3 separate regions of the Homo sapiens genome follow, and all the other regions are linked to region 2. Evidence: chromatin loops called from intact Hi-C (ENCODE). Cell type or tissue: PC-3. All regions are shown on one strand. Links, peaks and the distances in the headings refer to the core of each region. The heading gives the core; the rest is flanking DNA.

The links. A loop is a pair of places that touch in the nucleus more often than their neighbours do. Peaks named below come from ENCODE experiments on the same cell type or tissue, not always from the same donor. Only the 100,000 strongest peaks of a DNase experiment are listed, where the experiment ranks them.
Region 1: a loop joins it to region 2, with 10 times the contacts of the local background. A loop is called at or near these places in 3 of 110 quality-filtered maps.
Region 3: a loop joins it to region 2, with 6 times the contacts of the local background. A loop is called at or near these places in 4 of 110 quality-filtered maps.

The regions. Positions count from the first base shown.
Region 1 is chr3:9,029,350-9,037,044 of GRCh38, forward strand. It overlaps SRGAP3 (SLIT-ROBO Rho GTPase activating protein 3), which reads right to left. Exons shown (of 22, transcript NM_014850.4): 12 at 3,301-3,403. Among named protein-coding and RNA genes, the nearest start is that of RAD18, 70 kb to the left of the region's middle. In PC-3, for the core only: a CTCF peak has its summit at 4,694; no DNase peak of the experiment used is centred there.
Region 2 is chr3:9,298,905-9,306,599 of GRCh38, forward strand. It overlaps a transcript of SRGAP3 not described here. Among named protein-coding and RNA genes, the nearest start is that of SRGAP3-AS4, 53 kb to the left of the region's middle. RefSeq lists a silencer at 3,847-3,956. In PC-3, for the core only: CTCF peaks have their summits at 2,323 and 3,857 (motif pointing left); DNase peaks (open chromatin) are centred at 3,117 and 3,767; H3K4me3 peaks cover 1,019 bases; H3K27ac peaks cover 1,266 bases.
Region 3 is chr3:9,220,740-9,228,434 of GRCh38, forward strand. All of the region lies in intron 1 of SRGAP3 (SLIT-ROBO Rho GTPase activating protein 3), which reads right to left. Among named protein-coding and RNA genes, the nearest start is that of SRGAP3-AS3, 7.7 kb to the left of the region's middle. RefSeq lists an enhancer at 3,657-3,916. In PC-3, for the core only: a CTCF peak has its summit at 3,959 (motif pointing right); a DNase peak (open chromatin) is centred at 5,822; H3K27ac peaks cover 884 bases.

The sequences.
Region 1 (7,695 bases), core at 1,580-6,579, 270 kb before region 2:
GGGCTTCAAAATTGGCTCTTATAAAAATGAGTTCTCCTTTTGCCTGAGAGGAGGAGGAAAAAACATCAAGGATTTTGAAAGGGGTTTGTTTATTCAGGTAGGGTCCAAGAAATGTATAAAACAAACTCCAGCAACATTTACTTATGATTATGAACCCAGGGGATGCTTCCTTGTCCCTCTAGACCACCATAATTGTGAAGTCCCAGTGATGTTATTTTATTAAAAAAACTTTTCACAGGTGTGGTTTTTCAAAGCTGGGGACTCTTAGTTCAATGTTCTTTCAGAAGGCATGTGAATTATAATAGAAAATTAAATTCCATTCTCAATAGTTGAAGGATTGAATACATTATACTGCCTTTTCATTCTCTGAAAGTTAATAATCTTTCACAGTAAAACTGTGCTGTAAAACATTGACCACTTAGCTCATAGTAGGTGCACAGTATGAGTTTATTGAACTGTGCTGATGGTATGTGATGAGTACAGTGTGACTATAAAGCAACGCAATAGTAAGGCCAAGTGCAGTGGCGCATGCCTGTAATCCCAGGACTTTGGGAGGCCCTTGGGAAGGATCCCTTGGGCCCAGGAGTTCAAGACCAGCCTGAACAACATGGTAAGATCCTGTCTCTACAAAAAAAAAAAAAATTATTTTTTAATCAGCCAAGCATGGTGGTGCATGCGTATAGCCCCAGCTACTCGGGAGGCTGAGGTGGGAGGATCACTTGAGCCCAAGAGGTCAAGGCTGCAGTGAGCCGTGATTGTGCCACTGTACTCCAGCCTGGGCGACACAGCAAGACTGCCTCAATAAATGAATGAATGAATGAATGAATGAATGAATGAATGAATGAAATAGTATTTAACAAACACACCTTTTTTCCCAGTCAAATGAGTATTATTCCTCCAACTTTTCCCCTTAGGAGGTGATGCACTTATTCCAACAGCGCTGCCACTGCTCAAGTGCTCTGGGCTGTCGCTGCTGGGGTGCTCTTTTCAGAGCCAGTGGAACAGCCCCACTGTAGCATATTCCTCTTGCCATTTTGCACCTCCAATGGCATCGCAAAGCTCAGCTTCAAACGGAGCTTTCTATTCCAAAGACAAGGTGTCCATTTGAATACATAGTCTTGGCCCCACTGGTAAAGGCCATGCTCCAGGCTCTAAAGAAGATTGACCAAAGCAGCTGCAGCAATGCCAACACATTCAGGTAAGAAGGTGGCTTCCCAAGGTGACTGTCTCAAAGGGGCAAACACTCATGTGGTTGACTAGGTTATGATGTGTTGGTCAGAAGGAATAAAGTCAGATAACTTTATAGTCACATCTTATATATAGGACCCCTCTATTACGAAAATACTTAACTCAACAGAATATCTACTTGTCAAGTACTGTCAGATAAGAGTTGATTCCTTCCAAGTATCCTGACTGATCACCCATTTCCAAAGACCTAAGCAAACTGAGGATGTCCCTGTCTCTGAGCCTTCATTCCTTCTGTTCTTCCTTTCAATAATTCCTTCTGTCCTTTCATTCTCCTCTGTATTCCCATCTTTCTCTCAAAGCCCCTCCAGAAGCCTACTGTGCTTGAGCTCATAGCTCTTCTTGCTCTGAACTTCTTTTTTTTTGTTGTTTATTTTTGAGACAGGATCTTGCTCTGTCACCGAGGCTGGAGTGGCATGACTGTAGATCACTGCAGCCTTGATCTACCAGGCTCAAGCCATCCTCCCACCTCAGCCTCCCAAAGTTCTAGGATTACAAGTGTGAGCCACTGCGCCTATCCTAAACTTGTTTCTGTGGGGATAACTCACCAGGTGCTCATCCTAAATCACCTTCCACTTTCTGCCTTTTGTGTTTAAAATTGCCCAAGCTCCACTACTGACTCCTTGAGGGAAGGGAGAGTAACTAGCCCCTTCTTGGCCATGGACCATGGCTCTTTTATGGGCAAGGATGAAAGAAGAAAGTCTTGGAGGAGAGAGGAGGGAGGATGGAGACAGAGGATTCCTTTGGTACAGCCCTGCCCTCCCATGACCCAGTAAACCACTCCCTCTGGGTCACCTCCTGATCTTCCTTCCTGATGCATCCATGGGCCCTTCCTTTTGGGAATCCTCTACGCTTTGGTCTTCTTAGGCATCCTACAGCAGCCCCTGACATCCTTCGACCCTGGGCAGTCCCAACTTGGGCCCTGGTCTTCCACTTGCCCTTTTCCCCACTCTCCCTTCCCCAGAACTCAGCCCACAGGCAGAGACAGTCCTGGGACCCAGGCTGGTCCTGCTTACCCCCTCCCCTGCCTAAGGCCAAACTCATATATCCAGTCTTTTGCTGTCCTGCAAGTCTTGTGCTGGACCCTGTCTGAGGATCACAAGTAGACAGCTGGAGCACGAGCAGCCTCCAAAACCCCCAAATCATTGGCAAAGCCCAGGAGCCTTTGTTTTTTCTCCTGATTGATATCTATCATCTTCTCTGAAGAAAGTGTCTTCATTAGAAGGTAGTGGGCTCTCAAATCAGTTGCAGGGACTTCCCTGCTTCCTCTAAGTAATGTTAAGAGTGCTTCTCCCCTTCCTCAAGTATCTCCCCAGCTGCTGCTCTTCGCTTCTCCATCTTCTTAATTTCCCTTGAGCCATTATATCTGATATGGCTTAATCTCATACCCTTTACACCAAAGAGAAAAGAAAAGAGAAACTCGCCTAGCTAAACTACTTCAATTTTTAGTTTAAGGTACAAAGGATTAACCTAGAATTCAAAAGGGACAACCTCAACTTTTCTCCCTTCTCCCAGACCACCTAACAGGAAGCAAAACTAGGTGGGAGGATTTTCTCTTATAAAAAATGTATGTGTTTCCTTTGCTGGTATATATGCAACTAAAAAAAAAATTCACGTGTATAAAAACACACTGATACCCACAGGGATTTCCTCTGTGTTGCTTTCAATCTAGCTCCTCTTGGGAGATGTAGGTGTGAAGTGAGGGAATGGGGTTTCTCTGACTGTCCCTCAGGTGTTAGGACTGCAGTTGCTGAAGCAATGAAGCGTGAATGAAGTGTGGCATTTCAGCCATACTTGGACTTCCCTGAGTTCTTTCATGATCTGAATCCCTACCCCCAGGGCTGAGAATTGCGCAGGGCACTTAGGAGCAAATGGTTAGAAGCCACGGCAGCTCCCGTGAAAAGTCCTTGCTGAAGCTAAGAGCAGGCTGCAGTGAGGAACTAGCTCCACAGGGCCTGGCCAAGGACAGGGCTGTCTGCTGGCAGGGAGGCGGGCGGACAGAGGCTGCCATTACATTGGGTGCATTCGCGGACTCCACGGCTCCCCAGCAAGTACCTTAATGAATGCTTCCATACTGCCGTTAAAGAGTTTATGGCTATACACTGAGAGAGGCCTAGGTCTCCTCATTTTCTGTGGTTTAGGGGGAAGACAGGGGGGCCTAGGGGAAAACGGAACAAAAGAAATCAAGAAAGCAACCAACATAAACATACAACTGGGAAAGATGCTCTTAAAACCCACGACTAAAGGGGAACACAAAATGTAAATGGAAGCCCCTGACCCCCCGCCAAGACATTGGTTTCCAATGTTCCATCTGAAGGCCTTTGGATGTTTTAGGGGACCTTAATTTACCCACAATGCCAAGCAGGAGCAACTCTTACATAACTCAAATGCATTCTAAATCTTAGGGGGAATATAGTACATGTGCAAGAAACCACTGAAACTCCAATCAGAGGCTGTCATCCTGCAAAGCTGACCAGATGGAGGGGGAATCAGGGGAGAGAGATGTAATCTGTAGCCCGAGAAAGCAAGAGACTTTCAAAAATGATTGTGAGGGTTAATTTTCATTATTTTGGTTTAAATTTATCACCAAGTCTCAACTCCCAATGTACCAGGGCACTGATCTTCCTAATGCCTCTTGGCATTTCAAATGCACTTGACTGATCTTTACTTCATTGATCTAAGAGCCAGGCAATTACTATTCTCATTTCAGAGATGAAGAAACTGATGCCATGAGGGAGGCTGCAACTTCTTTGGGGTCCCTGGGTGACCCCAGGATAATGGTAATATCCTGCTCTTTAGTCAAGTACACTTTCTTTTCTTTCTTTTTTTTTTTTTTCCTTTTTCTTTGAGACGGAGTCTTGCCCTGTCGCCCAGGCTGGGGTGCAATGGCATGATCTCAGCTGACCGCAACCTCTGCCTCCCAGGTTCAAGCGATTCTCCTGCCTCAGCCTCCCGAGTAGCTGGGATTACAGGCATGTACCACGACACCCAGCTAATTTTTTGTATCTTTAGTAGAGACAGGGTTTCACCATGTTGGCCAGGCTGGTCTTGAACTCCTGACGTCGTGATCTGCCCGCCTTGGCCTCCCAAAGTGCTGAGATTACAGGCATGAGCCTCCTTACCCAGCCTCAAGTACATTTTCAATTAAAGCACTTTCAAATCCATTATTATACTTAATACCATCTCAACCCTGTGCATGTGGCCCCATTTTACAGAGGCAGAGACTGAAGCCTCCTGTGAAGGAGAACTGACAGAGCTGGAGCCCAAACCCAGGACTCTTTGGCTCCAAGTTCAGGGCTTTTCCTACCAGGCCACCATCATGGAGCCTTAGGGCACTTTTTTATTTCCAGCCAAGGACTCATCTACCCCAGTAACCTTTGCCATGGGATCAGGTTGAAAGTGTCTTGCTTTACTTTAGGATTTCCATTCCTAAAGTGTGCTCCACTCTTGGCCACAGGGAGGGGTAACCACACCACAGTTCACCAGAGAAACAGCCACAAACACTGGACCCGTTTCCAGAATTGCTCACCATGCATATACCTGTGTTGGCTTATTTGCTCATTTCACCACACAAGTTGGCCTGACTCAATGGTGCCAGCCTTCTGGGGCAAAGGCCTTTTGAAGGTTAAGAAGAGGGCCCCTAACCAAGAGAGGCAGTTCATTTTCAAATGGCTTGGTTCAAAATTTGGGTAGCAACAAGTGGGGACTCAGCCAGGCACAGATAATGTCCACACATGACAAGCAAAGACCTGGTCCCCCAAGTCTTGATTGATTTCTGTGAGCGGGCAAGAAATCTTCCAGACTATGCAGCCAATCAGGATTAATGAGATTCATGCTGCCTCTGCTGACTGGGCTTGTGGTACCTGTCTCCTTCGGTAAGCCAGCCATCCCCAGGGACCTCTAACCAACTTCTCCTAGGTGTTTGAGTATTGAGCAAATGCTGCTAGCTCCAGTACATGCATGGGCAAAAACCAGGTGAATCCAAATATCATGCCACCCAAACAATGGAAACAAAATAACAGCACAGATCAAAATTTTGAAAAGAAACAACAGGCAAGATTCTTTCAAGCCCATCTTGGATCTATGTCAATTTGGTTAGCTAAGTCCATGTCATTTATTTTTCAAAAATTACTTATTTTTTTTTGAGGATGTATGTATGTGGGGTGGGATTTCTTACAAGAGCTGCTCTTAAATTTTCAAATACCAAAGGCAAAAGAGAGTGTCAAAAATGTGACACAAGGCCAAAGGTTTTAAGTTTGGGGATTAGAAATAACTTGATGATAGCAACATTGTCACCCTGTTTTCATAGTGTTTGGCTTGTTTTTGAACATTCCCAGATCATTTCCTTATCACATTGCATGACAACCTCACAACAACCCTGTGAGGCTGGGAAAGAATATTCAATTCACTTTACATACAAGGCCAGTGAGCCCACAAAAGATGAAGAAACTTGCCTAAGGTCACACAAATAAAATGTGATTGAGGCTGGTGGTAAAATTCAGCTCTTCCTACTCTCAAGGATCTAGTGTGAGTATGAAAGTGATTTTATCATAGAACATCCAGAAGTAACATTAAATTATCTGTTAAATTCTCATGGCCAGGAAGAGCGGAGACTCTAAAAGCAGGTGTTGGACACTCAATATCAAAAAACCTACGGTGCCCAACTGGAGGGTTTCCTTAAAAGAAAGTCCTAAGTGTTTTTTGTTTTTTCTTAAATTCTACAAAGTGGAAAAAAGGGGAAATAGCATATGTTTTCCCATTTTTCCTGCCCAATCCAGAAAGCAAAGGACTGTGTGAATCACACGAGGATTTCTTTCTTTGTGTGGTGCTCTGTGCACTGTCTGGAATCTCTGACAAGGAAACGTAGCTATCCCAACTTTGCACAATATCAAATCTATATCGACTTACTGAAGTGCTGGGTGGGGCACAAAGTGGGGAGCAGGGGGGCAGCTCGGCCAAGGAAAGTGGGGCAGCCTAAGCCTTCCATCTCTTCTGCTGCTCAGATGCAGAGCAAAAAGGAAAGAAAGAAAGAAAGAGAGGCAGGGAAAACAGGAACAGAGAAAGCCACAGAGAGGAAGAAAGAGAAACCAGAGACCAATGTCCCCTTTCTGCCTTTTAATCAAGATGAAAATTAACACACGTTGGCAACACAGGAAATAGCCTCAAAATTATCCTGCAACTAAAGGGATGTGATGAAAAATTCCCCTAGATAACCTAATAGACTTGGAGGTCAACATCCCAAATGGTGGCAATGCTGTAGGGCAATGCCAGTCGGGCCCTTGGAGGCTATTCATGGGCTGTGTACTGCGTTGCATCTGCCTGAACAAGATCTCAAGTGATTTCACCTCTAATCCAGACCACGAGGGCATGTCAACCTGGGTAAGGGGAGCCAGACATTCATTTGAATCACAATAATCAAACCTTATATTTGCATCTTGCTTTGACATTTGCAATACGCTTTTAAACTTAAGTGCATTATCACATCTGGCCATCCTGAATTACAGGGTTATTATGAATTTGGTCTATTCTAAGATAAGGTTCTGAAGTGTGAGAAAAATATAACATGCTGCAGCCCATATGCAACACCAGTTCCTCTATACAAGGTCAACAGCAACTTAGCTGAGGGGATCCTGCTCAAATAACCATCCAGAAATGATATCCACCTCGTGTGGGAGTCCATGGAAGATACAGAGAGAGCCATAGGACAGAGACATTGTTAGCAACAATTTCCACAAGTTAAATCATGATTTTGGAGGTAAGGGGAGACTTTTAGTTTACTAACAAAGTTGTCTTTGACCTTGACCAGGAACCAGAGTACACAGGGCTATGTCTGCAATTGAACGCAGGGTAGCTGCAGTTGAATGCAGGGTGTCTAAGTGGGAGGTCTGATAAACTCAGCTTGGATTTCCCAGGCCCTAGGTCAAGGAGGGTGTGGAAGACAACACTTCAGAGGGCTTTATTTAAAACACAAAACAAAACAAAACAAAACAAAACAAAACACACAAACCCTCAACTTTCCCCTGAGGGAAGACCCTGAGACCTGGCCAAGTGTTTGATTACAGATCTCCTCTCCCACACTCTGCTGGAACAAACTTCTCTGCGTGAGTTCTAGGAATTAGGAGGAAGTGAGGGACAGCTCAATTCATCCCCCATCTGTTTCACTATTTGCAGAATTTGGTGTAAAATACAGCTTCTGTTGTTTTGAGACTATGACAACATTCTCTCGCCAGAAAAGAAAAAAAAATTATAATGGGTTCGTTTCTAAAAGGTTCTTCGAAAGTGACCCTGCACATCTGCCGCCCCGTGTGCTGGAAGGGCCTTGCCTGGTGTGAATCATCCTGATGTTTCCAAATTGCCAGAGCCCAGAGGAACAGCTGTACGGGCTGAACTTCTGCCAAGCCCTCCGTCTCCCCATCCTGAGCCCAGGAAACTGAAAACCCCAGAGGTTGC
Region 2 (7,695 bases), core at 1,750-6,749:
AGCCGGGCGTGGTGGTGGGTACCTGTAATCCTGGCTACTCGGGAGGCTGAAGTGGGAGAATCGCTTGAACCAGGGAGGCAGAAGTTGCAGTAAGCTGAGATCATGCCACTGCACTCCAGCCTGGGTGACAGAGTGAGACTCCATCTCAAAAAAAAAAAAAAAAAAAGAAAATAGATGGCTGGGCATGGTGGCTCACACCTGTAATCACAGCACTTTGGGAGGCCGAGCCGGATGGATCACGAGGTCAGGAGATCAAGATCATCCTGGCCAACACAGTGAAACCCTGTCTCTACTAAAATACAAAAAATTAGCTGGGCATGCTGGTGCATGCCTGTAGTCCCAGCTACACGGGAGTCTGAGGCAGGAGAATTGCTTGAACTCGAGAGGCGGAGACTGCAGTGAGCCAAGATCGCGCCACTGCACTCCAGCCTGGTGGCAGAGCGAGACTCCGTCCCAAAAAAAAAAAAAAAAAGAAAAGAAAAGAAAAGAAACTTCAAGATAGTAGACATCCAGCCCCAACTAGCATCCCCATCCACCATGTTACTGCCACTGCAAAAGCCAGACTAGTGGAAGAACAACCCAGCTGAGCCCCAGCCAACCCACAGAATCATGAGCTATCATAAAACGCTGGTGGTAGGCAAGTACGTTTTTGGTGGTTTATTATACAGCTAAAAATAACTGAAACACTGATCATGTTGCTGCTCTACTTAAGATCCTTGGCTCGGCCAGGTGAGGTGGCTCACGCCTGTAATCCCAGCACTTTGGGAGGCTGAGGCAGGTGGATCATCTGAGCTTAGGAGTTCGAGACCAGCCTGGCCAACATGGTGAAACCCCATCTCCACTAAAAATACAAAAATTAGCCAGGCATGGTGGCACACACCTGTAATCCCTGCTACTCAGGAGGCTGAGGCAGGAGATTGAACCTGGGAGGCGGAGGTTGCGGTGAGCCAACATCACACCAGTGCACTCTAGCCTGGGCGACAGAGTGAGACTCTATCTCAAAAACAAACAAACACCCTTAGCTCTCCATAGCCAAATTTCTCAGGGCTCACAAGGAACCTTCACAAGCTATGTGACTTTGGCATGTTACTTCATCTCTCTGCAACATTTTTCCCATATGTAAACTGAGGTAATGATAGCACCTTCCTCAAAGGATTGCCATGAAAATTAAGAGATAATGTATGAGAAATACTTGGAACAATGTCTGGCATACGCTAAGTGCTCTATATGTGTTAGCCACCATCGTCACCACCACCATCATCATCTTCATCATCACCACCATCATCACCACCACCAACAACACTATCATCAACTTGTGCTGCCTGACTCTCCAGCCCCTTTCCTTAATCTCTCCTCATGTGCACTCTGGAGTACAGTCATACTAAAATATTTTTCCCCAAAACTTCACACTTCACAACTCTTTACCTTTGTACATTCCATTTCTTCTGCCTGGAATGTCCTTTACCCACCTTGCCTGCCTGAGAAATTGCCATCTGTCCTTCTGTGACGCTTCCTCACATCTCCCCAGACAGTGAGGCATCTGCCCCTGTGCTCCTTTGGGCACCTCGCCCTTGTCTCTGTGGAGAGGCTTCCCATCTTTGCCACCTGTGTGGGCCTTGTCTCCTCAGCTAGACTCTGAATTGTTTAAGGACAGAGCCAGGGCTTGATTCATGAGCCAGCAAAGCATGGCATATACCAAGCTCTTAAGATGTGTTCCAGGAAGGGAAGGAGGAAGGAGTCTGCTTTTGGAGTAGTGGTTCTCAACAGAAGGGAGAGAGGGGAGAAATTTTGTCCCCCAGGAGATATTTCATGATGTTTGAAGACATTTTTGGTTGTCATGCAACAGAGTGGGAGAAGGAAGTGTTACTGGAAACCAGTGGGTGGTGGGTAGTGGACAAATATTGTGCTCAGCATCAGACAATGCACAGGACCGCTGCCACAACAAGGAATGATCCAACCCTAAATGTCTGGGCTATGCTGAGGTTGAGAAGTCTTGTTTTAGAGGATAATCACATGCTGGGGAGGGGAAGAAAGAGACACCTGACTGAATGCACAAGCTTAGCAACCTGGCTGCCCACTCCCACCCCTCCCAGCTCAGCACCTCTGGGAGCAGAGGGTACCAGGAAGGTATGGAAGTTAAAAAAGGGCTTAAATCTGGTCACCTTCCTTCCTCTCAATGTGATCCTCATCAAGACCCTTCCCTTGGTGAAGTTTCGTTTTTTAACTTCCTACAGCCTCTTCCGGCCCTGACTTTCTGGGATTCTGCATTTGTAGGTTGGTTCCTGTTGTTTCATTCATGGCCAAAAGATGTCAATGCTGCACAGACTCTCACATGCCAAGAGAGGACAAATCCCAGATAGACTGGCCTGAGTCACTGAGCCCTTGCATTACATCCGGGATGGCCCAGAAGTTAAGTTAACGCACATGCCTGAGATGCAGGTCCCCCGCCTGCCCAGATGGGTGGCCTTGAGGTTCAGAAGAAACAGGAAGAGGGGAAGGTGGCCCTTAAAGGCTCCATGGCTAACTTAGCTTTAATGTGTAGAGGCCTCTGTGTCAGTCAAAGCACTTTGCAGGGGAGCAGGGAGACATCTGTAAAATTCTCTCTTTTGTGCCACGTAAGAGCAGAAAGAAATCTCACTCTACAGACCATGGTTTCTGTAAGGGGTGGGTCCTGTAGAATTACAGTGAGCACGGCTGATGCCTGTGGCTCCTTTGGGAGCCTGTGTTTGTTGAGGGGCTGTGTTTGTTGTTTTTAACTGGCTTCAAGAGGAGGTAGAATATTGAGTAGTAGTAAAAAGCTTCATCTTTGGCACCAGACAGGAATGAGCGTGGGACGCACTTCTGTCATTAACTGCGTGACCTGGGATAAATGACTTAATCTTGTGTAAGCCTCAACCATGAGAGAGGAACAATAATAGTACCTACTTCACAGGGTTGATCTGCGGATTAATTGAGATCATGGAAATCACAGGTTTCGCATACTGCCTGGCATAACTGCCAATAAACGGCAGTTGTTACTCTGAAAGGATATTGTGGGGTGAGTGAATAGGCGAGGAGTATGATGAATCATCCTGAAATTCTCACCTAAACTCTTCTATCCAGGTAGGGTGCTGGTGAGTCGTCTTGCCGAGAGCTAACATTTTTATTGTGCTTATCATGTGCTTACAACCGTCCTCAGTGCCTTATGTACGTTCACCGAGTCCCCACGGTGACCCAATGAGGTAAGTATTACTATTCCCATTTTAGAGATGGGAAACTTAGTGAGCCCCCAGGGCCCACTGCTGGGTAAGGGGAGGCCAAGGGTTTCCGCGAAGGCAGTTTGACTCCAGGGGCCCTGGCCTTAGCAGTGCATACACTGCTTCTGACTGCAGCTAGAGACGAATGAGAAACGGGAGGGTGCGTCCCTGGGTATCCCCCTCACCCCTCCCCAGCCTGCCTAAACGCTTGCCCTGCTCCCAAACACTCGCTCTACTCCTAGATAGTGGAGCTTTGCGACAGCTCGGCAGAGAAGCACTTCGCTCTGCCCAGCTGCAGCCAGGCATGACATGGTGTCTGCAAGGAAGGGGCTCAGGTGGGCGTGGGGAGCTAGGTCAGGATGCCGCAGGGAGGTAAGAGGCAAATGGGATTCGTCACTGGATAAACTGGGACTCCGCCCCAGCACCACCTGGAGCCTGTGGGTGGCTCTGAGCCCAGGGACATACTCTCGCAGAGCTTTATTTCTCTCCCTCTAAAATGAGAGCTTAGACACGCTCAAAACCCCTGCTGGCTGTAGAACGCCAGGTTCTTGCAGTGAGGAAGGGCTAGCGTCTGCCGCGGGGTGGGTCTTGGCCGGATCCTATCCCGGGGGAAGAGCGCCACCTGGCGAACCGCTCTGAGAATGTCCCAGAACAGCCACTAGGAACAGTCTCCCGGGTACAAGGGGGAGAGGCTCTGCAATCCGAGCAAGGGGCTTCAGTTCTCTGAACCTCAGAATTCGAATGGGTAAAATGACACCGAAGAATGGCAACGAAGATAATACTTAAAGTACCTAATATCTCCCACCACCACCTTTTGTCACCACTTTTGAAATAGTAAATGGTTATAAACCAATGTAGATGATAAATTCTAGAAGTTATACAGCATTTGTTCTGAGCACTCTGACAAGCTGTAACACTGCCTCGATTTTTTCTTACTTATATTTTTTCCTTTACATTTGTTTGTTTGTTTGTTTGTTTGTTTTTAATTGTGGCAAGAACACGTGCCAGGCGCGGTGGCTCATGTCTGTAATCCCAGCACTTTGGGAGGCCTAGGCGGGCAGATTACTTGAGGCCAGGAGTTCAAGACCAGCCTGGCCAACATGGTAAAACCCCATCTCTACTAAAAGTACGCAAATTAGCTGGGCATGGTGGCGCATGCCTGTAGTCCCAGCTACTGAGGAGGCTGAAGCAGGAGAATTGCTTGAACCCGGGAGGTGGAGGTTGCAGCAAGCTGAGATCGCACCACTGCACTCCAGCCTGGGCGACAGAGTGAGACTCCATCTCAAAAAAAAAAAAAAAAGAACACTTAACATAAGACCTACCCTCTTAATGGATTTTCCAGTACACAATACAGCAGTATTAACTATATACTACACCTATATAGAGATCTCTAAAACTTAATCATCTTGCATACCTGAAATTTTATCCTTGTTGATTTAGCTAACACTTTTTGAGTGTTTGTGATGTGATAAGCCTTGTTCTAAGCATTTTATTTATATTAATTTATTTAATCTTCAAAATAGCCATGAGGAAGGTATAGAATGACTGCTCAAGTCACTGGCTTAATCCACAAGAGACTGCACCAATTTGAAAAGTCTACAATAATAACATTTGGAAGGCGATTTACACTTGATAAACATTACTTCATTTAATCCACACAACAGCCTGTTAAGATCAACATTATCTTCATCTTAAAATAAGGAAACTGAAGACCACTCAGTCAACACACATCTGCCTACAGTGTGCTGGGCCCTGGGGTGCACATGAACAAGGTGTTTGGGGTCCCCATGCCCTTGAGTGAGACTTGAGTAAGTACTCCTGAACTGAGTGTACAACGGGGGAAATCTAGGCACCACACAAAATCACAAGAGCTATAATAACTTCGTCTGGAAGGGGAGACGTTTCACAAACAATTCTGTCCAGGGTCGCACTGCTGCCAAGCTCTGTGCCTGCCTGTGGTACGGGACCCCATGTACGACTTACAGACCAGTTAGTCCACAACAGTAACTTCCCCTTCAGCACCTGAGCTCCTTAAGAACAGTGCCTGTGTCCTAATCACCTGCATAACCCAACACCCAGCAGAGAGCCTGGCACGTGGGGGTTGCCCATAAACACTTGCCTAATGAAAGCTCTGTTCTTCTTCATGCCCACTTGCCCTCCCTCCTTTCTTTCCCCAGACCTTCCTTTTATTCTCAGCAATCCAGAGATTAGACTTTGGCTCCTTAGCACAGTCTCCTGCCATAATTCTCAAACCCAGAGTAGTTACAAGAACGGTAGAATGAAAATGGTATCGGGGAGGGGAGTGGAACTAGTAGGTCTTAGACATTCACTCTGTGCTCAGCATTCTATCTTTAGCATCTTAAATCTAACAGCAGCCCTGGTGGGTAGGTAGTAAATGGCAGAGCTGGGATTTTACTCTGACGCCCAGGTTCACCATGTTCTGCTGCCCTTGGCTCTCTCCTCCAAGCTACAGCGAGTGGCCGGTGCTGTTGTCAGTGAGGGATAAAGCTCAAAGCCTCCCATTTGGGCTTCTCCCCCTCCGCACTAGGACCTCCCCAAAACCAGGAGTTTCTTCCAGAGGTCGTATGCTCACTCCCTGAGGGCCTGGGATGCATCTTCCCAGGGCTTCCCATTTCCAATTTTGAGTCCCTTATTCCTGAAGAAACTCCCAGGGGACAGGTATTCAGGGACAGTCCACTGGGTTGCAACAGCTAATGAAACTGACATCTGACAGATACCATTCTCCACCTGCTCACCTGGGGAATAATATCACTAAGCTCCTCCTCTGTGCTGGCCTTCTGCTAAGCCTTTCTCAACAATACCTCATTTAATCCTCACAACAACCTTCAGAGGTTGTTCCATCTCCATTATGTCAGGGTCCTGAGAACAAAGAAATGTCAGGTTGGGCCTTCCAGGAAGCTGACGCTAAGACAAAATTAGACATACAAAAGACTAATTGGAAGAAACATCTAAGAAGGATAAAGGAGTGAGGGAATAGGAGCAGGCCCAGAAAGTCTCAGACCCTGCTGCAGGTCTGCCACCAAAGAAGAGAGAAGGGGAGGAAGGATTGGGCAGGAAGAGCCTCAGGCTTCGGGACTGTAGTGTCCTCCTGGTGCTCAGTCACTGGTGAGGGCAGCTCAAGAAGAGTGTGACCTCCACGCGAACGCTGCGGTGTAACAGGGAGGGGCTGAAGCTACCCACAGCCCTCACAGGAGGTCCTCTCTTTTTTTTTTTTTTTTTTTTTAGATTTTTTTTGTTGCTGTTTTTTATTTTTATTTTTTTATTATACTTTAAGTTCTAGGGTACATGTGCACAATGTGCAGGTTTGGTACATAGGTATACATGTGCCATGTTGGTTTGCTGCACCCATCAACTTGTCATTTACATTAGATATTTCTCCTAATGCTATCCGTCCCCCAGTCTCCCACCCCCCGACAGGCCCCAGTGTGTGATGTTCCCCACCCTGTGTCCAGGTGTTCTCATTGTTCAATTCCCACCTATAAGTGAGAACATGCAGTGTTTGGTTTTCTGTCCTTGTGATAGTTTGCTGAGAATGATGGTTTCCAGTTTCATCCATGTCCCTGCAAAGGACATGAACTCATCCGTTTTTAGGGCTGCATAGTATTCCATGGTGTATATGTGCCACATTTCCTTAATCCAGTCTATCATTGATAGACATTTGGGCTGGTTCCAAGTCTTTGCTATTGTGAATAGTGCCGCAATAAACATACGTGTGCATGTGTCTTTATAGTGGCATGATTTATAATCCTTTGGGTATATACCCAGCAATGGGTTTGCTAAGTCAAATGGTATTTCCAGTTCTAGATCCTTGAGGAATCACCACACTGTCTTCCACAATGGTTGAACTAATTTACACTCCCACCAACAATGTAAAAGTGTTCCTATTTCTTCTCCACATCCTCTCCATCATCTGTTGTTTCTTGAATTTTTAATGATCTCCATTCCAAATGGCGTGAGATGGCATCTCATTGTGGTTTTGATCTGCATTTCTCTGATGACCAGTGATGACGAGCATTTTTTCATGTGTTTTTTGGCTGCATAAATGTCTTCTTTTGAGAAGCGTCTGTTCATATCCTTTGCCCACTTTTTGATGGGGTTGTTTGATTTTTTTCTGTAAATTTGTTTAAGTTCTTTGTAGACTCTGGATATTAGCCCTTTGTCAGATGGGTAGATTGCAAAAATTTTCTCCCATTCTGTAGGTTGCCTGTTCACTCTGATGGTACTTTCTTTTGCCATGCAGAAGCTCTTTAGTTTAATTAGATCCCATTTGTCTATTTTGGCTTTTGTTGCCCTTGCTTTTGGTGTTTTAGTCATTGAAGTCCTTGCCCATGCCTATGTCCTGAATGGTATTGCCTAGGTTTTCTTCTAGGGTTTTTATGGTTTTAGGTATAACATTTAAGTCTTTAATCCATCTTGAATTAATTTTTGTATAAGGTGT
Region 3 (7,695 bases), core at 1,580-6,579, 78 kb before region 2:
AAAATTGGGTAGCACCTAAAGCCACATTGATCACTGGCTCCCTAGATGATTAGCTCATCATTGGCCTTGAGGTCCCAAGCAAATGGGACACACACAGGAAAGTTTTAATGAGAGGACAGGGAAGAGGATGGCTTGAGGAAAGGCAAAGCAACTCCATCCACATTGCTAGTCCTGCTGCTGCCTCACAGCCCAGGGCAGACCCCACCTCCCATCCTCTCAGGTCCCACCTCTGTCCCACCCCGCTGGTGACAGCATCTGCCTTAGTCCCCAGTGCCTGAGTCTTATTCCTGAGTATCCCAGCCCCATGGCCAGGACATGCATCTGCCAGCCTGGACTTCCTCTTGCCTGTGTAGAGCTGAGGGTCTTTCCCCAGCACTGCCCCTTCCCCCAGGAACAGCAGTTCCAACTTCCAGCCCCTCCTGGTACAATTAAGAGACCACTGGGGACTGGGTCTTCAGCAAAGCTTCCTGCTTTCCCTCAACACATTTCCCACTGCTTTCTAAAGTTATCTCCGGCCAGGCATGCTCATGCTTGTCATTCCAGCCCTTTGGGAGGCTGAGGCAGGAGGATCACTTGAGGCCAGGTATTTGAGACCAACCTGGGCAGCAGAGCACGACCCTGTTTCTACAAAAACATTTTTAAAAGTTAGCCAGGCCTGGTGGTGGTGCACGCCTGTAGTCCCAGCTACTCAGGAGGCTGAGACAGGAGGAATGCTTGACCCTTGGAGTTCAAGACTGCAGTGAGCTATGAGGGCACCACCATACTCCAGCCTGGGCAACAGAGCAAGGCCCTATCTTTTAAAGACAAAATTTTAATATGAAAAAATTTTTTAAATAAAGTTATTTCCCTGCTCTTGGTAAAGAGCCTCCCAGTTTAACACTCCCACCCAGACTGCATTTACATTACAATTCTGGCTCTGTCCATGCTGATCTCCCAGTCAGAACTCTGCTTCCCACTCACCCTCAGAGAATGTCTATGTGCTGCAGAAAGCCAGCCCTTCCTGACAAGGTCAGTCCACACACCCTCTCCTGACTCCATCTTTTGGTGCTCAACGTCTATGCAGCCAAACTGGCGCCTTATTTAGTATCTTTTCCACTGTCTAATGAAACAACTTAGCACATGTGACATTGTCATTACTACTATGTATTGGTTTTATTTCCCAACTCATTTATAAATGTCGGGGGATCAAAGGATTCTTCTTAACTCTGTGCCTGCTCAGCGCCTGGCCAGGGCAGGACTGTAGTAGCCCCTCTCCTTTGGAAACCGCCTGCCCCATCCACAGGAGTAGGGTCTGGCTGACCTAGATCTCTTGTCAATCCCATCCCACTGGCCACAGTGACTGGTTCAGGAATGGCCTAGGTTGATCCCTTCAGAGTTAGGGAGGAGGCATCACAGACAAATGAGAGAGAGAATATGAGTGAGAGAGACAGCCAACAGTCTTTCCATATGTTTACCTCCACCTGAAACACACAGCTGGGAGCAATGGGCAACCACTGTGTACCTGTCATGTAGTTGAAGTACCAGAAATGACTGGCTTCCTGAGAAGGAAGGATGAAGCAGATGTGCAGTGAGAAGACAAAATGAGAGGAAGTGTACTACCGATTCGTAGAACAAACCAGGGCTCCCTGGCCCTCCTTCCTGGTCCCAGGCCAGCCTGGGGCCAACTGCATTTCCCCACCTGGATTCCACAAGACACCCTGCATCTTTATAATAAAATCCATGTATTTCTACTACCACCAGCTTTAGGTGATTTCTGTTGCTTACAATTCAAAGTTCTGATTAAAGCAAGGGAACATGTTAGGTGTTTAGTAAACTCCTGCACGTTGCTGATTCTATTAATGATTTATCACCACAGATCTCAATTCAAATTGCACTTTGAATCTTCTTTTTAGCATCTTCTGTTAAGTGCTTTGAAACAAAGGCCTCTAACTGGCTAACTTATCCATCAACCACATTTGTGTTTCCTAACACAAATATCATGGTCGCACTGATACCAACTTGTACATAAATGCCCACGTGCACCTAGCATGCATATCACTGTGATTCTACATAGCAGACACTCAGAGCATTTTGCCCCCTTCCCAAGAGCATTTTGCCCCTTCCGCTTCTTGTACTCCAAAAGAGAAGAGAATAATGAAAAATAAATCAATTTTATAGTCAACAGCTTGGGTGATATCTCTGTGATAGCACTTAACAGTCACATACCCTGAGCAAGATATTCAGCCTCTGAGCCACACTCCACAAGACATTGCCACTATGCCACCAGTGCTAGGGGCTGAGAGTGCAGTCCTTGTGTGAGACTCACTGGACACTTAAAGAATCATCTCCCAAAAAGATATACCGCAGGATGCTTTTCCAGAACAGAGGTCAGCAAACTACAGCCCATGAGTCAAATCTGGCCTACAGCCTATGTTTGGAAATAAAGTGTTATTGGAACATAGCCACATCCACTTATTTCTCTATTGTCTGTGGATGTTTTTGCACTACAAAGGGAGGGCTGATTGGTTACAACAAAGACCATATGGCCCACAAAGCCTAAAATGTTTATCACCTGGTTTTTACAGGACATGTCAGTAGGTCTAGAAGATGCCAATAATTACACTGTAAAGAAAAAGAGTACCTAGGTTAATAAGTTCAGGAAATAATGAATTAAATAGATTTTTCTACAGGACTTATCAGAGTCTTTAATACATAGAAGTGAGCTATGAATCTTTAGGAAGGGGATGCAGTAGAATGTTTTCTACACTTATTTGAACACAGAGCCCTTTGCTCAGCACACATCTTGAGGGACTGGTGCTCCAAAGTCAGGAGGAGTTCCTCATGATACATTAAAGATACTCAGTCCAACTCCACCTGCATCACGGGGTTGCTAGGGAGATCAAATGCAATGCAACATGAGTGTGCCATGCAAGCCACAAGGCAAACAAGAATCACCCCTTCATCCCAGCCACTCATCAGGTGTTCCAAAGGCATTTTATCCCCGTTTCCCACCAGCCATTATGAGGACAGACACAAATGGCTTCAAGGCATCAACTGTTTCCAAGAACCTGCTGATTCTGAAGAACCATCCCAGCCTTCATAGAAAAGTGCATGACTGTAAGGTTAATGGGAAGGGTTGCTGTGAGATTCGATTTGTTTCCATTAAAGAACATCAATTAATCTTGATTCTGGATGGAAGACAGGCACTTCTCCTCTCGAAGTTTCAATTAGCTCCCAGCACTACACAGGAGTGAAATCGGCTCCAGATAGATCATTTCCTTGTGCAATGCCATTTCACAAGCCACGGGGCTCTGAAGGAAAACAGACGCCCCTGCAGAAGAGAAGGCCTGACCCTCCTCTCCAAACACGCCTGCAACAAACACATGCATACACCATGCCCGCAGCCCTTCCACATGATACCTACAGCAACAGTCAGGTTTCGTCACCGAGTGCTACCCAAGCCAAGTTAATAGAACAACTCATTTAGACATGAGACTTGGCTGTTTCTGACTCAGACCTCTGGAAGCCCCCAGGGAAGGCTGAGCCGGTCAGGACCCCAAACTAGGTAGCAGCCATGACATTCGTGTTGAAATGTCATGCCATTTACAAGTGGTGTGGAAAAGGGAATAGAGGGAGGAAAGTGTGAAGGGAGATGGACGTGTGGGAACACCACGCACCCCTCCTCCACCCTGCACACTTAACCCTGTTCAGGCAGGTCAGAGGGTGCCTGCCCATCTTCTCCCCCCATGCAGACTCCAGCATCTTCCAAATGTCGAGTAATCGTGGAGCACCCTGCCATTCCCAAGAAATACCGCCTTCCCAAAATTGCCACAATTCACAAATACCTTCATATCTGTGGGAGAAAGGCCCCAAGAAAGGGCGAGTCCTTAAACAGAGAGATAAGGGAAAAGTAAAAGGGAAACTCAAAGGATGACTCAATAAAAGAATACACTGAGGCAACCACAGTGAAAACACGAAACTGCCACCAGATGGCTGTACCATGGATGGCCAGACAAGCTCCTATGTCTACACTAGAAATAACTCAGAACAGCAGGGCATCTCCTAAGTGAGAAGCCTGCAGAACCACACAGGGAGGGGCTGGCTGTGCAGGGAAGTGGTGTTGGAGGGTGTCCTATAGGTTGTGAAGGTCTAGGATGGACAATTTCAGCCTGAGAACCAAAAAGCAGAGAGACAGAGTCAAACAGCGTGGAAGTCTAGCAAATTCTATTGCAGAGCAGGGCAATCAAGAGGTCTACAGGCAGGCCTCACTCCCCTCAACTCGTAGCAGCCAACAGATTAGAGCTAACAGTCCTTGAAGATTCCTGCTTCTGGGTAAAGTGCCTGCAGTTTCTACCACCAAATCCCCAAACTTCATAAAAAGATTCAGTTCTCTGTCTCTCACCAGCAGATGACAGAGAGGTTCTGAGCCTGGAGTGAGGGGCCTTTGGAGAGAACAGTGCTTCACGTGACACTCAGGGCTTCCAAGCAGAAACTGCCCAGCTCAGGACCCACCTGAAAGCAGCTCTGTCTCAGCCACTTCCAGGAAATCCATCTGGTCTCTCTGCACCCAACACCACCTTCTCAGGGCAAGGATGGTCAGCAGCTTCCAGGAGAGAGGAGACTACTGTCTGCAAATGTCTAGCAGGCTTTGCTGAGGAAGAGGAAGCCACTGTCCTGAACAGCTCCAGAACAGGCCCACAGTGTGGAAGTTACCAGGTTGAAGACTTGGGTCATTATAAGGAAAACCACTGGGGGCCTTGGAGCCATACAATAGAACAGCTGGGGGTGTTTACTGAGATGAAAGAATTGGAGGCTGACTGTGTGTGAGCCACAGGTACTTTTTAAAAGCAGCTATAAAAGCATTTCTGCTCCCACTCCCTCTACCCCAACCCCATCCCCTGGCAAACTCCCAGCTGCCCGCCCTTCTGCTAGGGGATGACCAAGCAGAGTCCACAATGGCACCTTAAGGTCACAACAGCGCAGGGCCTTTAAAACAAGCCATGACACCAGGGATGGCAAACTCCAACACCTATTGGGGCCAGGCAGGCCGGGTAAACAGGTGACGCAGGCCAGGTAGGGAGTTTAGGACCATGACCAAGGGAGAGCTCAAGTCCTGCCACAGAAGGGCAATCGGTGCTCATCCCCAGAACAAAAGCCCAGCGCTGCCAGACCTTCTGACTTTTATAAAAGCTGCTGGGAAGTCCATATTTTATACAAAATCTCCTCATTTTTACAAGTTGGCATCTAACTCACATTTTTAAAAGACACAGTACAGGCCAAATAAAACACACCTGAGGCTGGATCGGGCCCATGTGCTGTCAGTCTGCAAGCTCTGCATAAAAGTTCAGCTTTAAAAAAAAATTACCAGTAATGTGCAGAGCAGATCCTGCCCCGCAACCCCAACCCCCGACCCCTATCTCTGAGAAATAAGGCAGGGGGTCAGGGGTGGGGTAGAGGCAGTGATATCTTTTGCCCACATTACTTGGTAAGAACTGGAAGTTTACATTTCCATTTTGAGCCTCTTCAGGGAGTCCTGCTTTCCTCTATCAGAAAGAGTTTTACTTTTGTTATGGAAATTATTTTCCTCTACTGGGCTGCAGAAAGCAGAAAATCTCAGATTGGCAGAGACCTTCTAAGTCACCTAGAACAAATCTCCCTCTGATGCCTAAATCCCCACTCTTGACAATCTCTTCCAGGGATTCATCACCCAGCCTCGAGCACCTCCTACGCCTGGGAGATCAAGGCTTAGGAGACTGCCTGCCTGTTCCTTCAAGACAGCTCTAATTGTTAGAAAGGTCTTCCAGACACTAGACTTCTATAAACGCAGCCCAGAATCAGATTAGGTTTTTTGGCAACTGCCTCACAGTGACTCACAGCAAAACTCACTGTCAACGAGAACCTTAAGTCTTTTTCACAAGTGCTGCTGCTAAGCACACCTCTCCCCAGTCTACAGACTGGTTTTCAGACATAAGGGCAAGACTTTACACTTTTTCCTCATTAAATTTCAGCCCACCTACATGGGGTGATGAGATGGCCATCCATTCACAGCTACAAATCTGTTAATTTCTCAGATTGTTTTCAGAGGACCATGACCCCATCTCTGCCCCTCAAATTGTTGAAGCTGATGGCTCTTCATTTCATCGATAACACAGATGGCACCATGAGCACCTGCCAGGAAATGCAACCTGCTATTCACCTTCTCCAAACCCCGTCTGCAGGAAATGATATTTATGGAGGATTGGCTCAAGGTGGATCCATTCCTCCAGGTCAAAAAAACCCACCTGCCCACAGGAGCCAAGCAGGCAACAGAAATGAGCAAAGTGGGCCAGGTGGGCACTGGCACAAGTCCGAGCCCCTGTCCCATTGGAAGGGAACAGCCAATTTTTGCCTCTGAGAATGAGGGCCCAGTGTTCCTAGATCTTCCCATTTTCTAAGAGCTGCCAGAAGTCTGGATTTTTACATGAACTCCCCTGATTTTTTTTAACTCTCTTCATTTTTAAGTGTTGGAAATGATGAATTCATTTTTGTAAATCCTGCAAAGGCCAAACAAAACATGCTAGTGGGTCTAACTTTGCCTGCAAGCCATCCGTTCTGCCATGAATGTTGTAAATTTCACTCTTGGATTGAATCGACCCCTCAAAATCTGGGTAAGAGTAATAACAGAGCGCACTTATTGAGTGTGGCCCACATTCCAGACATTGGGTAAGCATGGGTTATGTCATTTAATCCTTGCAAGAGTCCAATGGGTGCCCATTTGAAAGAGGAAGAAACTGAGGCATAGAGAGGGGAGATGCCTTGCCCAAGGTCAAGCAATTAGTAAGTGACAATGTTGGGATTCAGTCCTAGATCTGTCTGGCTTCCCAGTCCAATGCAGAGTCCTTGGACCACACTGTTTGGGCAGAATTACTTCTTGTGAATTGTGCTTTGGTGTTAAAATTATCAAATTACATTGCGATGTTTTTAACTACTAAAAATGCATTACGGTGGCTACGATAGGAATGACTAAGGACACCATCTAATGCATCACTGGGTCTTCAGTGGCCTCTAGCACCTGAATGCCCCTCCCTCATTCCCCTCAGGGGTTGGGGGGCAGTCAGAGACAAATACAGCAGCACTTCTTGTTGGGGGAGAGTATCCTGCCCTTGAGTAAAACTTCAAACTCATCCTTAAGGAGATGACAAAGGTTTTACTGGAAGTAATGACAGGGAGTCTCCATGGTGAAGTTTGAAAGGATGATGGTAAGTCGGAGGCAGTTTTCCATCACAGACATAGAATGGTTTGTTATGCTGTCATGCAATTCTCATTGTACAACCCAATCTGATGATCATAGTTTGAGACAGAAAATAAAGCATAACTTCTTGGCCTAATCCAAAGGTGGCAAACTCAAACACATGTAGAAACCAGGCAGGTTAGGCCAATGACAAGCAGCAGCAGGTGTAAGAGAAGGGTGTCGTGGGGACCCAAGAGCTTCTGGGATAGGGAGGTGTAGGGGCTCAAGAGCACATACCTTGTCTAAAAAAGGCAGCCGCCAGTCAGCTCTGGCTGATTGGTTACTGCATGAGAACAGGCACCCAGTGCCGCCAGATCATGCAATTTGCTTTTAAAAAGTCAGAAATGCAGATATTTAAATGAAGTTGCCCAATTTTGTTGTGCATCTCAAGTAAATGCACCACTGGCCAATGCTAGCAAATGCACAGCCAGACCACTTCCTGCCTA